Regions from separate parts of the Homo sapiens genome. Here region 1 is linked to region 2. Evidence: chromatin contacts called from ENCODE Hi-C data. All regions are on one chromosome and are shown on one strand. Each heading gives the region's core, a stretch centred on a gene start or an enhancer-like site at or near the end of the contact. The rest is flanking DNA. Distances are from core to core; before and after follow the strand shown. Region 1 has its middle 7.1 kb from the start of CEACAM16. Region 2 holds the start of SMG9 (SMG9 nonsense mediated mRNA decay factor).

Evidence for each region. A loop is a pair of places that touch in the nucleus more often than their neighbours do. Pooled maps may share reads with other maps.
Region 1: a loop to region 2 is called in a pooled map, with 9 times the contacts of the local background. The contact joins the enhancer-like site here to the promoter of SMG9 in region 2. A Hi-C loop is called at or near these places in 7 of 50 pooled maps.

What each region holds. Positions count from the first base shown.
Region 1 is chr19:44,690,268-44,693,860 of GRCh38, reverse strand. No RefSeq gene overlaps it. Among named protein-coding and RNA genes, the nearest start is that of CEACAM16, 7.1 kb to the left of the region's middle. RefSeq lists an enhancer at 1,358-1,427. Within about 2 kb of position 1,605, at least 23 of the 41 ENCODE cell types and tissues checked have a DNase peak (open chromatin) inside an H3K27ac peak, as active enhancers do.
Region 2 is chr19:43,753,150-43,756,422 of GRCh38, reverse strand. SMG9 (SMG9 nonsense mediated mRNA decay factor) reads left to right here and starts at 1,461. Exons shown (of 14, transcript NM_019108.4): 1 at 1,461-1,769. RefSeq lists a silencer at 1,681-2,040 and an enhancer at 2,271-2,530.

The sequences.
Region 1 (3,593 bases), core at 356-2,855, 940 kb before region 2:
CCCAGCACTTTGGGAGGCTGAGGCGGGCAGATCATCTGAGGTCGGGAGTTCGAGACCAGCCTGACCAACATGGAGAAACCCCGTCTCTACTAAAAATACAAAATTAGCTGGGCATGGTGGCGCATGCCTGTAATCCCAGCGACTGGGGAGGCTGAGGCAGGAGAATCGCTTGAACCCAGGAGGCAGAGGTTGCAGTGAGCCAAGATCCCGCCATTGCACTCCAGCCTGGGCAACAAGAGTGAAACTTCATCTCAAAAAAAAAAAAAAAAAAATTAGCCAGGTATGGTGGCACATGCCTGTAATTCCAGCTACTCTGGAGGCTGAGGCAGGAGGATCACTTGAGCCCAGGAGATGGAAGCTGCAGTAAGTTGTGATCACGCTACTGCACTCCAGCCTGGGGGACAGAGTGAGACTCTGTCTCAAAAAAAAAAACAAAAAAACAAAAGTTGTAGAATTCTTTTCTCATTCCTTTAGAATGGTTAAAACAATTTTTTTTTTCTTTTTTGAGATGGAGTCTCGCTCTGTTGCCCAGGCTGGAGTGCAGTGGCACGACCTCAGCTCACTGCAACCTCTGCCTCCCGGGTTCAAGCGATTCTCCTGCCTCAGCTTCTCGAGTGGCTGGGATTACAGGCGCATGCCACTATACTCGGGTAATTTTTATGTGTTTTCAATAGAGATGGGGTTTCACCAGGTTGCCCAGGCTGGTCTCGAACTCCTGCCCTCAAGTGATCTGCCTGCCTCTGCCTCCCAAAGTGCTGGGATTATAGGCGTGAGCCACCGCGCGAGGCCAATGGTCAAAACAATTTAAAAACCACTTTTTATTATGGGAAATTCTACGCACCCATCGAAAGCAGAGAGAAGAATGGTGTCTGCCCTCGCAACCACATACCCATCACTCAGCTCATAGGCAATCTGGTTCCCTCTCCTCACCCACGGCCCTCTCCTGTATTATTTGAAAGCAAATCCCAGCCATCAGATCATTTTATAGCTATTTCTGCCTGTATCTTTAAAAGATAAGGACTCATTTAAAAATAACACACTCACAATGCTATCATTTCACCTAAACAGTGAACATAAAAATCAACAATTCCTTAATATCTTCAAATGCTCAGTGTTCGAGTTTTCTGTTGTTCAGCAAAGCCATGATTTCTTGAATAATATCATAATTCCTTTTGGGCAGCCATCACTCAAATCTAATTTTAGAACACTTTTATCACCCTGGGAAAATTCCCTTCTGCCAGGATCGAAAAGTGGTTCAATATTTTGAAATTTCTGCCTCAGCAGTGAAGTGCTTTCTTCTGACGGAAACTTACCTGGAACCCCAGTGTGTTCAACATGTAAACAACACCTCAACCCACACCTGTCCAACCCCCCAACCGCCCCCCCGGTACAGGATCCCCATCCAGGGCTGTAGGCAGACCCGGGGGGTGGGAGAGTTGGTGGACAGTGGCTGTGTATACCTCTAGTGGTCTATCTACATCCATTGACCCTGAGACCCTAGGAACCCGCACAAAACCTTTTTGCACACAGAGTTGAATCGGGAGGGCAGGGTTTTCCCCGTGAATCATAGTGACTCTTGGTCATGGCCCAGCCCACTTCCTTCCCTGCCACCAACTTACTCATTTGTAAAGCAAGGAGCCACAGCCCTGAGAATCTAGGGTGTACCAGGGCTCGTGGGAAGAGGAGGTGGCAGAGGGAAGCAGTGTGCCCTGGTGGGCAGAACTTGGGTGGAGAGAGCCTGGGAGCCGGGGATGGGCGTGGGGGGCGTCTTAGTTCCCGTCAAGGACACTGGTCTCAAGCTAATTAGGCCAAACATAAACACGGTGCCTGAAATTCCACCATCAGCGAGACCTCCTTTGGGTTAAGCATCACTCTCTCCCCTGTGCCCTTTGTAGAGGGCAGACACCTCTGCCTGGACACACAGACCCCACTTGAATGGGCATGGATTGCATCTTGGTTCACCTTCCTTTCAGGCTGGGATGAGCAGAAGACAAATTTTCGGTGTTAGAAACTTTGGTTTTGTTCTCAGCTTGTCCACTGATACCCTGGGTGACCTCACCTTTTTTTTTTTTTTTTTGAGACAGAGTCTCGCTCTGTCGCCCAGGCTGGAGTGTGGTGGCACAATCACAGCTCACCGCAGCCTTGACCTCTTGGGGTTAAGCAGTCCTTCCACCCCAGTCTCCCAGGTAGCTGGGACCACAGGCACACACCACCACGCCTGGCTAATTTTTAAATATTTTTGGCCCAGTGCGGTAATTCACGCCAGTAATCCCAGCACTTTGAGAGGCCGAGGTGGGTGGATCACTTGAGGTCAGGAGTTCAAGACCAGCGTGGCCAACGTGGTAAAACCCCCGTCTCTACTAAAAATACAAAAATAAGCCAGAAATCGCTTGAACCCAGGAGGCAAAGGTTGCAGTGAGCCGAGATCGTGCCACCGCACTCCAGCCTGGGTGACAGGGAGAGGCTCCATCTCAAAATAAATAAATAAATAAATAAATGAAAGTAAATAAATAAATTTTTTTGTGTGTGCAGACTGGGTCTCGCTGTTACCCAGGCTCATCTTGGACTTCTGAGCTCAAGCGGTCCTTCTGCCTTTGCCTCCTAAAGTCCTGGGATTAAAAGCATAAGCCACTTTGCCTGGTCAGCTTCACTTACTTAACCTCAGTTTCCTCATCTGTAAAATGGGGATAATCACAGTACTAGGTTGGTGCAAAAGTAATTGTGGCTTTTGCCATTACTTTTTTTTTTTTTTTTGAGACGGAGTCTTGCTCTGTCCCACAGGCTGGAGGGCAGTGGCACAATATCGGCTCACTGCAACCTCTGCCTCCCTGGTTCAAGCGATTCTTCTGCCTCAGGCTCCTGAGTAGCTAGGATTACAGGCGCCTGCCACCACACCCAGCTAATTTTTTGTATTTTTAGTAGAGATGGGTTTCACCATGTTGGCCAGGCTGATCTCAAACTCCTGACCTTGTGATTTGCCCGCCTCGGTCTCCCAAAGTGCTGAGATTACAGGAGTGAGCCATTGCGCCCAGCCAATTTGCCATTACTTTTTTTTTTGAGACAGAGTTTCACTCTTGTTGCCCAGGCTGGAGTGCAATGGCGCGATCTTAGCTCACCGCAACCTCCGCCTCCTGGGTTCAAGCGATTTTCTTGCGTCAGCCTCCCAAGTAGCTGGGATTACAGGCATGCACCACCATGCCCAGCTAATTTTTAGTAGAGACAGGGTTTCTCCATCTTGGTTAGGCTGGTCTCGAACTCCTGACCTCAGGTGATCTGCCCGCCTCGGCCTCCCAAAGTGCTGGGATTACAGGAGTGAGCCACTGCGCCTGGCTTTGCCATTACTTTCAATGGTATAACTTCACTCACAGAACCGTTGTGAGGATATCAGTGAATAAATGTAAAGCCCTTAGCATAGTGCATGGCGTATAATAAGTGCTCGGTAATGTTTATTATTAATTATTATTATTACATTGAGTTCCAGGTCATCTCCCCTACTAGACCTCAAGCTCCCTGAGAGTAGGAGCTGGGCTGGTTTATCTTCACCTCTCTCATGCCAGTCAAGTTCATGTAACAGAGTTTGGTGATAGTAGTTG
Region 2 (3,273 bases), core at 212-2,711:
GCACTGTTCTATGCACTCTCACCCATTTAATGCTGGCGGCAATGTTGTAAGTAAGGTTATACCACACCCAATTCACAAACAGGGACGTAGAAGTAGAGAGTATTAAGTCACTTGGTCAAGCTCAGCCGCTATTTATATGAACTCAACACATGCTCTTAACTCCAATGCTTTATTATAACAGCAGCTCCAGAAGGAAACCGGGAACCAGTGCTTTAGGAAAGGAAAATGGGAACCAGAGGTGGAAACTTACTTTTATTGTATACAGCCAGAGAGGTTTGAATTGTGTATGTACATGTAATACCTGTTCAAATATAATTTTAAAAAACTTTTTTTTAGACCAGCCACGGTGGCTCACGCCTGTCATCCTAGCACTTTAGGAGGCCGAGGCGGGCGGATCACTTGAGGTCAGGAGTTCGAGACCAGCCTGGCCAACATGGCAAAACCCAGTCTCTACTAAAAATACAAAAAATTAGCCAGGCGTGGTGGACGCCTGTAATCCCAGCTATTTGGGAGGCTGAGGCAGGAGAATCGCTTGAATTTCAGGAGGTGGAGACGGCAGTGATCCGAGATCTCGCCACTGCACGCCAGCCTGGGTGACAGGGCGAGACTCCGTCTCTAAATAAATAAATAAAATAAAAATAAATAAAATTTCAAATAAAAAGCTAGAACCTTCCCATCCACCCACTCTGCCCACTGGGGAACTGCCGACCCTTCCGAATGCGCATGCGCTCTCCAGGCCGCGCCCGTCGCCCAATGTTCCTCTTTGGCGCGCGCAAGACTCCGCCCACGTGTGTTTAAATTTTCGACCCTGGAGCGGATTCCCTTCTCCAACGCGGCCTTCGAGGGTTTTAAACATAGTTCTGTCTCAGACTATTCTGCATCTCCCAGGCCTTAAGGATAAAACTGACACTGGAGACCCTTCAGGGTCTGACCTGCCCATTCTGCTGCCTCACCTCCCACCCAGGTGGACCCTGAATCCAAGCCAGTCTAGACCTCTTCCCCCGGGGTCTTCGCCGCCTTTGCTTAGCTGTTCCCTGGAGTACCCTCGCCTGCCTGTCCTTCAAGGTCCAACCGGACCCGCGCCCTTTCCTAAGTGATTTGAGGCCCTGGCAGTCTCTCCACAGGCCGGGGTGTCTTCCAGGGCGCACGCCAAGTCTGATTCATTCATGTGTTCTTGGCACTCAGCCCAGAACAGTGAAATTCCTCCCTGTCGTCCCACCCCACTGCATCCCGCCAACATCACCGAAGAGGCACAACTCGAACCCCAGATCCGGGCCGCTCTCCCTCCTGCCGGCTCCTCGGCGTATCCATTTCCCTACTCATCTCCCCACCCTCAACCCCCCAACCGCGCGCACGCGCATTGAGTCAGAGCCGCGGCGTCCTCCCGCCTCCCGCTCCGGAACCCGCATGCGTGCTGAAGCCGACCGCCTCCATCCACGCACGCTCAGCCCGGCGAGCGCATTCAGTTCTCGAGCTCCAGCCCTCAGCGCATGCGCAGGACGAGTCGCCTGAGGGAACTGATCTCAGCTCGGGCCCGCGTTACATCCTCCTCCTCTTCTTCCTTCGGCCCAGCTTTCCTTAGGGGCTGCAACCCGGACGCCGAGGCCGGTTTCGGAGTGGGGAGTGCCCATTTTCTCTCCTTCCCACGTTCCTGGCCCCCAGACGCCATTTGCAGGCGGGTGGCTTGGGTCAGCCTCCCCGCCCCCACCCGACTCCCGTCACGGGAGAGCGCACACCGCGCCCCGAGAACCAATCAGCAGCCGCGTTAGGTAAGGGGGCCGCGAGCCCGCGCGAGGCTAGCGCACCGGCGGCGGGCGGGGCGCTCCGGCAGGCCCCGCCCCCGCCTTGGCCATTGAAAGGTCGCTGGGACGTCCGGCGGGGGTGCGGCACTGAGTAGGGGGCCGGCGACCGTCAATTCGATACTGGGTTGGCAGGAATGGGGGCGGGGGACGGAAATAACGTGTAAATGAGAAACTTATGCTCTGCGAGATCCAAGTACAGCCTGCAAACTGCCCGTCAAGTACTGGGGAGGCCGCCCCAATAACGTGTAACGAGAAACTTGAGTTGGGTTCCCCGAGGGAAGCTTTGTAAAGCAATGCCTAAATCCGGGGGAGGCTCCCTTCTAGAACCCCGTAGAGAGAAGTTTAAATCCTAGGGAGTCCTTAGGAAAATGTGCAAATCGACTACAGTTCTGGGCTGGGGAGTGCCCCACGAAGTGGGCTTACATACTCAGGAATCGGGAGAGTCTCCCCAAATATTTGCAAATAGTGAGGTTCTGGGAGATCCCCGAAGGGAGTGTGTGAAGCGATGCCTAAATACTGAGGAGACACTCCCCAAAAATATGTAAATTCGATTTGTTAATTTTCGGGAAGTCACCCTAGAAGTCCATCAGCAGACACTTAAATAGACCAGCTTTCCTAAGTTTGGGGGTAATCCCCAAAGGAGCCCGGAAACAGCATTGGAAGTCCCCAGCTTGCATGTGGGTGGGGTTTTTTTTTTTTTTCTTTGAGACAAGAGTCTCGCTCTGTCGCCCAGGCTGGAGTGCAGTGGCACGATCTCGGCTCACTGTATCCTCCACACCTGGTTTAGGTGGGCTTTTAAGTTCCAAGGAACTCCCCACATTCAGATACTGTGGAAGCTCCCAGAATAAAGGGCACAGGGAGGCCAGGTGCGGTGGCTTACCCGGGGAATCCGATCACTTTGGGAGACCGAGGCTGGCGAATCACTTGAGGCCAGGAGTTCGATACCAGCCTGGCCAACATGGCGAAACCCCGTCTCTACTGAAAATGCAAAACTTAGCCCGGCCTGGTGGTATGCACCTGTAATCCCACCTACTTGGGAGGCTGAGGCAGGAGAATTGCCTGAACCCGGGAGGCAGAGGCCGCAGCCAGCTGAGATCGTGCCACTGCACTCCAGCCTGGGCAACAGAGCAAGACCGTCTCAAAAAAAAAAAAAAAAAAAAAAGAAAAGCATTCACACAGGGGCGCTTACTTTGCACAGGAAAGGGCATCCTCATAGGCCAGTAAACAGAAACCTCAGGGCTGGGCAGTATCCCAATTGAGGCATGAAGACAAGTACTTAAGCACTGGGTAGATTTCAGAATAATGTGTAAAGACACTTAATTGCAAGTGAGGGAGGAGTCTCAGATTCTGGGGAGAATCTCCATCCCAGACTAAGCAGTCATTTCGGTATGGAATGAGTCATTTTCCCTAAGCAGCTGTAAACAGGCCCTTGTCCTCCTCTGTCTAGGAAAGCAGTCTTCAGCCTGGCTTG